Linked DNA regions of Mus musculus: region 2 is linked to region 1. Evidence: chromatin loops called from intact Hi-C (ENCODE). Cell type or tissue: heart. All regions are shown on one strand.

Region 1 (5,000 bases):
TCCAGCTAATGCCTGCCTACTCTCAGGGTCGAGGTGCCAGAAGTCCCACGGGTGTAGGGTTGCCAGAGATAGCAACTCAACGGCACAGGAGAAACTGTCCTGGGTGGTACAGGAGAAGCTGTCCTGGGTTTCCCAGCACCCCACAGTGGCTCTCGATAGCCTGGAACACCAATTCCAGGGCTTCCATTGCCCTCTTCTGTTTCCCACAGGCCCCAGGCACACGTGGTGGACAGACATACATCTAGGCAAAGCATCCATGCACATAAAATAAAAATAAACAGATCTCATTTAACTTATTAACAAGTAAGTGGTTAGGGCTGGAGAGATGGCTCAGGAGTTAAGAGCACCGACTGCTCTTCCAGAAATCCTGAGTTCAATTCCCAGCATGGTGGCTCACAACCATCTGTAATGAGATCTGACGCCCTCTTCTGGTGTGTCTGAAGATAGCTACAGTGTACTCACATACATAAAATAAATAAATCTTAAAAACAAAACAAAACAAGAAATAAGTGGTTAATTAGAAATTGGACTGCAGGTATAGATCAGTGTGGGAAAGCCTGTATGTGTCTGGTATGTGCGAGGTCCCGTGTCCACTTCCTGTCACCAAAAATTGACGCCAAGAAAAACCACCACCACCACCAACAACAACAGAGACACTACCCAGATGCTCAGTTACATTTAAATTTCAGGTTGACAGTAACCTTAGAGTAAAAATGATTTTATCGCAAATATTGTGTGACATACACCTATTCCCAAAAGCAATTTGTTCATCTGTTGAGAAAAGGCCAAGAAGCAGCTCTGGTGAGGACTTCCAGAAGAGGTGAACACCAAGAAAAGACGTTGAGGGAGCAGCGGGTGTTCCTGTGTGCTCGGGGCCTTTCTGAAGCCAGTGTGGATGGGCTTCCTTGAGTGTAACTGTGTTAAAGTGCAGATTCTGGGCCCTCTCCTAGGCTGGTGACTGATGGGAGCGGCTGCGGCTCTACAGCTCTGGGTGAGCAGACACCAAATTTGAGGCCCTGCGTGCTGAGGTGTTTGTCTCATGTCTGGGGATTCTGTGCAGGCAGCAGTGAAGTGGCAAGACTGTCTTGGGCAGCCTAAGCAGGAGCCACCTTAGAAACAGTGATTTCCCCAGGGCCTGGGACCAGGCTTCCCCACATTGACAGAGGACAATGGTAGAGATCTAGGCCAACCTGCTTCCTCAAGGCTGTGGTGAAGTTGAAATGAGAAAATAAAAAACCGATGTCGTGTAGATTTTGACATGCTCAGGACCACCTCTCCCTCCTCTCCCTCTCCTCCTCCTTTTCCTACGTTTTTGGTGGTTGTTTTGAGATAGACTCTCACTATGTAGCTCTGGCTGTCCTGCAACTTAGACTAGATTGGCCCAGAACTCACAGAGATCCACCTGCCTCTGCCTCCCCAGTGCTGGGATTAAAGGTGTGTGCCACCACCACGCTGGGTTTAGGATCTTCTTGTCAGAGCTGGGTGGGGCTTGGCATGGAGTGACACCTCCTGTCTTGGGGCTCTTCTGCCATGGGTCTGACAGGTGCTAAATGAGCATTCTACCGTGGAGCTATAGCCCATGGACTTACTGCCCTTTCCTGTCAGTCAAGAGGGTCTCTTGCAGGAGGAACAGCTGTCTAACGCTGAACTGGGAACACACAGCCAGCCATTGTTTCCCACATCAAGTTAAGCCTAACACCAGCTTGCACCTCCCTGAGGAGGACTGTGCATCACTGTTCCATCTCAGGGATCCCTCCCACCCAGAGTTTACCTAGGAACTCCTGAGCTCAGAGGTCCCGTCTCTGCCACATTGACCTCAGGCTATGCTCAAGAGTCCCTCACTGTTCTCCATCCCTGGGGATCTGTGTGCCTATACAAAGCCCAGGTCACTGCCCAGAGGGCAGTGTGCACTGCATTGCTGCCTCGGGAAGCAGGCTGTCCTTAAACTGCCCAGCAGAGAAAGCCTCTCCCTGCTGGGCCATGGGCAACCCCATGGATGGCTTTTACATCCTTAGAAAGGCTGTTCTTTCCTGCCTGGACACTGTCAAAGCACAAAGGATTCCTTCATCTTTTCATCCTTCCTGCTCCCCGCCCCCCAACTTGGCTGAGAAAGGCAAAGACATGCCTTACCCTCTGGGCTTGGGGAAGAGGCTACCACTCTCACTAAAGCTCTGGCCTCCAGCCAGATAACTGACCAGTGTCAAAGATGGTGCATGGGTCAGGAAAACGGTGTTTGCCTGATGATCGGTAGTCCAAAACCAGGTGGCGCTCTAGGCCCACCCTGGGACCTGCCAGAGCTTGCCACATCTTGTTTCCGGTCCCACTCAACCTCGCTAAATTGCGGCTCACTTCCCTCTCACTTGGGCTCCCAGGAGGAGTGCTGCCAAATACCCAGCTTACCCAGGGCTGGCTGACTGGGTGCAGTGCCAGGTGTATGTTGGTCTGTGCTTTCTTTCTCAAGTCAAAGCCAGTAGCCAGGGCCTCATGCCAACCCTGTGCAGACTGGCCTCTGCGGCATAGCGGTTCTTCCCGAATTTCCTTGCTGAAACGACACTTGGGATGACCCTAGTTGGCGCATCCTCTGGGCTCACCCTCCCCCACCAAGAAGCTGACCCACTTTTCTCTCTCCCCATCCATTGCTGCACTGAACGCTAGGCGCCTTCACCCAGAGAACAGGACCCCATCTAGGCCTCTAGTCTCTTACTCTGAGGATTTAGGACTTTCCTGCCAGAGTACGAGTTATGAGACAGAAATTTCCCGCCAACCTTGCGTCCTAAGAGAGTGTTGGAGTGAGGTCCGCCAGCTGGGCAGGGGTTCAAGTCCCTCTGGGGCCGCTGCATGAAACCTGGGTTAAGGAAGATCTGAAAAGGGCTTCCCAGAGGTAGGTCCCTCAGCCTAGAGGCCAGGCTTTCAGGCCCCACCCGCACCCCACCCCGACCCCTCTCACACCATCCTTACTCTGAAGCTCACCACATGGTGGCGCTGTAACAGAGCTACACCTATAGATGGTCCCGGGTTTCAGGCTTCATCCCATCTCCCACCAACTATCCCTTTGTCTCCGTTTACTTGGCTGAGGTACATGGTCCACAGTAGTCTGGTGGCTGGGAAGTTCTTTCACACAGTCCTCCAGGCAGTGGGGGCCCGGATGAGGGACGTAGATCGCATCCATTCCGGGCTTTGGAATACTCATTGCCTGGTCTGGGTGCTGAGACACTGCGACCTGCACTGGCTGTGGGTACAGGGTGCTGAGACACTGAGACCTGCACTGGCTGTGGGTACAGGGAGAGCACAGAGTAACCCCAGGTGCCTGCCAGAACTTACCAGGCCATCTGCTCCAGAGAGGGGGATGGGAGTATTTGGGAGGGGGGGCTAGTCTTTAGGGCAGGGCTTAAACTTTTTCTGTTCGCCACCCCTGTATGAGACCCTAGCAATATAGAGACAAAAAAAAAAAAAAAAAAAAAAGCAAACAATTACATTTACAAGTAATAACTCACAAAGAAATTTTAAAAGCGATTCTTAGACATACATATAATTATAGCATTTATTAAGGATGAAAGCAAGTTTGTATAGAGGTTTGTTATATTTACATAAGGAATATGACATTGGCTATATATTTCACACTGTAGAACATGGAATATCTCCAGTATTTTTCAGAGGCAATGTAAATTCAAAATAGCAGAAATATGTCTAGAGCCATTTCAGAAATTGTGGGGAATTCTGTCTTAGTCTCAGAGCCACAATTCACTTAATGATTTTTTTTTAAAATGAAATTCAAGACAGCAGCTCAAACAGCAAATCTGAAAATCAAATATGCTTACATAATACAACCCAGAGATACATTTGTGGGATACATGCTGAGGGGTGTCAGTGGGAAAATATCAAAAGTGTTTGTTTCCCATGATTAAGCCTCCATGTTTGGGTAAGAACAGAAGCCCGTGTGTGTGCTGTGAAAACACTGTGGTTTGTATTGCACCTATCTCAGATCTGAGCTCAGGGGTCAGGCAGCATCTACCGCTCAGACACCAGGTCATACACGGTGCACAGCACACATGTGTGTTCAGAACCAAGTCTGCAGGGAAGCCACACTCTGCACCACAGTTGATCGATGCCCAAAATGCTGGAGATGCACTGAGTCTTTAGTTCTGATGTAACATTTGCTCCGTCCCATACAGAGTCATGACCACGGTTTGAGAAGCTGGGCTTTCTCTCTCTCTCTCTCTCTCTCTCTCTCTCTCTCTCTCTGTGTGCGTGTGCGTGTGCGTGTGCGTGTGCGTGTGTGTGTGTGTGTGTGTGTGTGTGTGTGTGTGTGTGTGTAGAAGCAGCCCCTTTCCCTAGGTCCTGGCATGCTTTTCCTGCTGAGAGCCAAGAAACTCAACACACTTGAGAACCCAAAGCCCCTACAGAGACAATGTGTGCTGTGTGCTCCCTCAAACCAAAGTGTTCTGGGGACAGGTGGACCATGCTCTCTGAGACCCAGCATGGTTATAACTGAATGAGGACGTGCCTGCTCCTAGGTATGTCTGAGGAGATGGTTTTTATTGTAGATATGAGAAAGAGACATCTGGAAGCATCCAGAGCAGGGAGAAAAGGAAATAGCTGCGACATGGCCAGGAGACAGGAACAGGGCCACGGCAGGGGGGGGGGGGGGAGTGGAGGGAGGGGGGAGAGGGAGAGAGAAGATAGAGGAAAGAAAGGACAACAACAGGCAGGCAGACCAAGAGAAGAACCAAGAGAATACATGGCCAAAATAACTGGGTTTTCTAGGAAAGAGAAGAAGGGGAAGGGGAAGGGGAAGGAAGCTGGGGGGGTGGGGGGGGGCTGGAGAGGTTTAGGGTGGTGAGCAGGGGTGGGAGGAGCCAGGACTCTGGAACAGGTACTTGCAACACTGGGAGAGCCTGGTGGCCGGCAGCTTTTTTTTTTTAATTGATTCTTTGAGAATGTCACATCATGAACCCTAGTCCTGCTTATCATCACTGTCCCCTCATACCCGCCCTTTGCCT
Region 2 (5,000 bases), 260 kb after region 1:
CTCCTTACCATGGGACAGAACAGGTCTCATGGTAAGGACAAGGCAGGTTTAGTCTTATTAAAAGAAACAAAGCATTTTTTCTTACAAATGTGGGTTTAATTCATTTAGCATTAAAAATGTAGAAGTTTTTTCTTTATGTAATGAAGATTGGAGTGAATTTTTCATCCAGAATGAGTGAGTTCTTTCTGCACCGGTGCTTGGTCTTTTGCTCCATGTGTATATCTAAGTATGGATGTGTCTGTGAGTATGTAATTGTAAGAATGTATACCTGTGTGTGTGTGTGTGTGTAAGTATGTAATTGTAAGAATGTATACCTGTGTGTGTGTGTGTGTGTGTGTGTAAGTATGTAATTGTGAGAATGCATGCAAGCTGGGCCCAACTGGATTTGAATGAAAATGAGTAAATGAGCATGAATGAAACTGAATATGAATTTATGTGAGATTATGCATATTTGCTTATGTAAAAGTTTTTCCTTCTGCTAGTGTTATTCTCTTCTCCTGGTTCAATAGAAGTTTATTGCTCCAAACTTCCCCCTAACCTGACAAGCAAGAGGCATCTGGACAATAGGGAAAAGGTCTAGCAATGAATCCTTTACTCAATCTCCTGCTGTTTCAGGATGGGGTGCTGAGTGCCAGAGACTGCAGATTCTGGCCTCAGAGGAACACAGAAGGCAGGTCAGCTACAACAGCATAGTAACTTAGACTTAGATAAGCAAACTTTTTATTATACAGCAACCTTAAATTTCTCGTAAGACAAAGTCTTACCCCAGAAACTCTTAAGACAAAGTCTTACCCTCCACCTATGCTCTTCCCCCCTCCGCTGCCTCAAGAACTGACAAGAAAGAAGAAACACCCCACACTGGGGCTGCCCCCCCCCCCCCCGGCAGATAACTAGTATAAAAGTGAAGAAAAGGAGATGTCCTAGATGGGAAGACCCAAGGGTCCAGTGAACTGAGTGTGACATGTGAGTCTGGACTCCAGATCATGGAATAGAAAGCAGACAGGCGGGAAGCAGCTCCAAGAATCAAATCGGTTCTGTTGATTCAATGGCCCCAGCGTACTGTTGGGTGCGTGGTTTTGACGACCACAGCATGGGTAGCAAAAGCACGTGACAAGCATGTGTAAGTGATGGTCACAGAAGCCTTGAATTATTTTATAATGAAAATTTCAAAACAATCACATGACAAAATCATTTTATACTGAGGAAAAAAAAAGACATGAGAGCAATCACATGTTTTTAACCCAAGAAACTTAAATCTAAAAAGAAAAGAAAAAAAAAAAAGAAAGAAAGAAAATCTAGGTGGCAAAAAGAATCTATGGAAAGAATGCCAGAGGACCTATGTCCTCAAAATGAATCTCTACCCAAAATTTAAAAAAACATTAGTAGAGAATGATACACGTCTATTATTTCTATAGATAAGCAGTTAAGTCCAGGTGAGAAATTCCTGGGGGGCGGGGACAGGGAACAAGTGCACCATGCTAAAGCATGAATTCAGCACACTGTCACAAGACAACTGAGCTGCTAAGGGTCCTACTAGCTTAAATTTTTTTCTAAAACTTACTGTGGGGGATGGACACTGTCATATAATCTTAGATTATATTCATCGAGCTGAAAAAAATAATCATTTAAAATGTATTCAAGGTAGGAACAAGGTCTTTGTAATGAATGCTATGACATAAAATTCACACAACTCAAGCCTTGAGCGGCTTTCCTGATGCTAACGCTCTATGCATTTTCTTTATGTGCATGTGGGTTAATTTTGGGTGCCAATGTAAGTACATTTATAATATATGAAAAGACAATCCTGTGAGGGACTGATTGGATCATCTGAGCTGCGAAGATGCACCCTAAATCTGGGCCACACCCCCTGGGGCAGCACGCCCCCTGGTGGCAGCACAGTCCACATCAAAGGACATGGAAGAAGGAAGCTTTCACTTTTTACCTGTTTGCCCTCACTCTGGCTGGCAAGTTCAACTATCCTGTTGCTGAGACACTCCTTCACTGGTGTTAGAACCTGCTTCTTTGGAATTCCAATATAGACTGAAGACCAGCAACTCTCTAGGACGTTCCTGGGACTTTAGCAACCTACTGAGACGGCTAAGATATTTAGTCTCTCGGACTGAACAACTACTGGATTCTAGGCCTTTCCACTGCAACACAGCTAATATTGAACTAGTCAAACAATATTGCCTATAAGCCACTTAGATAAATCCCCATGTGAGTGTGTGTGTGTGCATGCATATATGAATCCACATATATATATATATGAATCCATATATATATATATGTATATATATACATACACACATATATATGTGTGTGTGTGTGTATGCATATATACATATTTAGGGGAATTTTTCATAGATATTATATGTACACACATGTAACTTATTCTACAGTTCTATTCCTTGAGAAAAGTCTAACACCACACACACACACAATCATCATCATCTTCAAATAATTTTAAATAAACACTGCTTGATCAAGCACTGGGACTCATGATCTCTTATTTATATCTACCATATGTATCACTAAGAGCATCAAATGCATTGATTTAAAAGAGATTGCCATAGAAGGCACCAAGCCTTTTGGATACTTACTGACATACTTTTCTATAGTTGCTATCATATTTTGGAATTGTGTCGAAAAGTCCAGTCTGTTGGGTTCCATAAAGAGGTTTGTTGGGAATTCAAAAAATCTGAGAGAAAACAATACATAAGAGTACATTCAAGGGATCGCAGTACCCAACAGAACACAGATGCTTATAAAATGGTCAATACGTACTTATTATAGAAGCGTTCTTGATCAGACTCAAGCTGGAGTCCTGAGTCTATTCGAATTTATTGAAACAAAGACAAAGTAAAAATTTATTAACAGTTTAAAATGCAAGACAACAACTTAATATATATCAGTATTTTCTAAATAACCTGAGAATCAATCGCTGAGCCTGTCTGGAAGGGGAATTCCAGAATCATATCCCAGACTCTGATAGGACACCTGGAGCAGAGTCCCAGACTGTGTTCTTTTCCTTTCCTGTGGGCCTCACATACGCTAGGCACATATTCTACCACCAGGTGGCACTCCTGGGCTTTTAGCAGCCGTTCTAGGTGCCACTCATCCTGAAAATGAAAGCCCAGAAGGCCAGAGTGACAGTGTAAGTGGTTCACAGTGAATGATATTACCACTCGCATGTACCACAAGGTAGTTCGTGGTCTGTCATTGCTCCCCTTAGCAAGTATGCTAACGTGGCATAACTAACAAACATGGCATAATCCTAAATTTCTTTCCTTACTACCAGCTGCCACCCGCTGCCTCCGGCCTCACCTGAAAGGATGCGTTTCAGGAGGGTGCCAAACTTGCTCGGCTGGTTGTACTGGCTGAGCATGGCTTCACTTGAAGTTCTTTTTCGGTTCTCCAGTTCCTCCTCATCACACACCAGAGACTCTTCACAGTTCTCAGACTTCTGATTATTCCCTTCCAGGTCCTCTGGAGAGTCATTCATAGTGGGAAGTCTCAGACAGAGGCTGATCTCAAATATTGGAGCATAGGTTTTCTTCAAATCCATTGCCACACGATGACTGTTAAAAGTCTAAGGTAGCAAATGTGCCCACAAGGCAAGAACAACATACAATAGAACGGTTAACTGGTGGTGATAAAGGTTAGGTAGTATCATAAACTGTAACCATATTTACATGTCAAAAAAGATGAAATGTGAAATTAGTATTAGTGGGCAATTTGGAAGGCATTATTGCAACTTTTTACAATGGGAGAAGGTGGCACATATGTGCGCATGTGTATGTGTGTATGTTTGTGTATGCGCACATATGTGTGTGTGGCAAGAAATTGTTAACTGAATGTTTAACTCTGGAACTTGCTATTCATCTTGTATCGAAATTTATGTTAGTGGTTTTGAGGCGCACCTTACCTCTTTAACATCGGTGTCTAGTTTTGGTTGTGAGCTTTGAAAAGAAGGAGCAGTTAAACTTGAAAGAACAAATTCATCATCGTCTGATTCCTTCCTAGAAAAGATCTTCCTGTCTCTAGAATGAGAAATGGGAGGGAAATTTATTTTTGAAATCATTTATTTTACTATTTAATATGAAAATATATAAAGAATTCATATAACAGTAAGAAAGAGAGAAAGAGAGAAAGGAAGGAAGGAAGGAAGGAAAGAAGGAAAAGAGAGAGAGAGAGAGAGGAAGAAAAGAAGAAAGAGAACAAACAAAGTAAGTTAAAAAATGGAGAAAGGGCTGAGATGAGGCTCAGTCAGCAGTGTTCAGCTTGTAAGTGTGAAGACCTGCGTTTGAGCCATCAGAAAGCACATAACAGCCAGGCATGGCTACAACATATCTGCACTCTCAACGATGACACAAATAGGAGGGTGAAACAGACCCCTGGATGCTCGCAGGCCAGCTAACCTGGCCTACATGCTCAGATTTCTGGCCAGTAAAAGACCTTGTCACACATAAAAAGGGGCAAGGTACCTGAGGACAATTATCCAAGGTTGTCCTCTGACCTCTGACCATGGACCCTGACACACATCCACATCCACACCCAAACACAGGCATACAAATAGGGAATGAAAACAATTTTACTGGCCCTTTCTCCAAAGACATACAAGTGGATGATAAGTATAAGAAAAGATGCTTAAGGGCTGGAGAGATGGCTCAGCGATTAAGAGCATTGGCTGCTCTTCCAGATGTCCTGAGTTCAATTCCCAGCAACCAGATGGTGGCTCACAACCATCTGTAATGGGATCCAATGGCCTCTTCCAGTGTGTCTGAAGATGGCTAAAGTGTACTGAGATAAATAAAATAAATCTTAAAAAAAAGAAAAGAAAAGAAAAGATGCTTAAAAATCACTGACAATTAGGAAACCCAATCAAAATCACAAGAGATTACCTTGTGCTCACTGGACTGGATTTTTGTTGGTGAGGATATTAGAATCCCATACGTTCTTGCTACAGTCTAAACAGATATAGACATTGTTGTGGGAAACTG

Evidence for each region. Peaks named below come from ENCODE experiments on the same cell type or tissue, not always from the same donor. Only the 100,000 strongest peaks of a DNase experiment are listed, where the experiment ranks them.
Region 2: a loop joins it to region 1, with 5 times the contacts of the local background. A loop is called at or near these places in 4 of 42 quality-filtered maps.

The regions. Positions count from the first base shown.
Region 1 is chr1:181,879,060-181,884,059 of GRCm38, reverse strand. Gm33669 (a long non-coding RNA gene) reads right to left here. Exons shown (of 4, transcript XR_865801.2): 2 at 3,080-3,424; 3 at 2,766-2,834. Among named protein-coding and RNA genes, the nearest start is that of Gm33669, 3.1 kb to the right of the region's middle. In heart, CTCF peaks have their summits at 2,260 and 2,966 (motif pointing right); a DNase peak (open chromatin) is centred at 2,379; H3K4me3 peaks cover 368 bases; H3K27ac peaks cover 912 bases.
Region 2 is chr1:181,614,423-181,619,422 of GRCm38, reverse strand. It overlaps Dnah14 (dynein, axonemal, heavy chain 14), which reads right to left. Exons shown (of 87, transcript NM_001377039.1): 13 at 3,926-4,040; 14 at 3,325-3,589; 15 at 2,785-2,830; 16 at 2,601-2,698. Among named protein-coding and RNA genes, the nearest start is that of Gm33612, 10 kb to the left of the region's middle. In heart, CTCF peaks have their summits at 1,888 (motif pointing left) and 3,062 (motif pointing right); no DNase peak of the experiment used is centred here.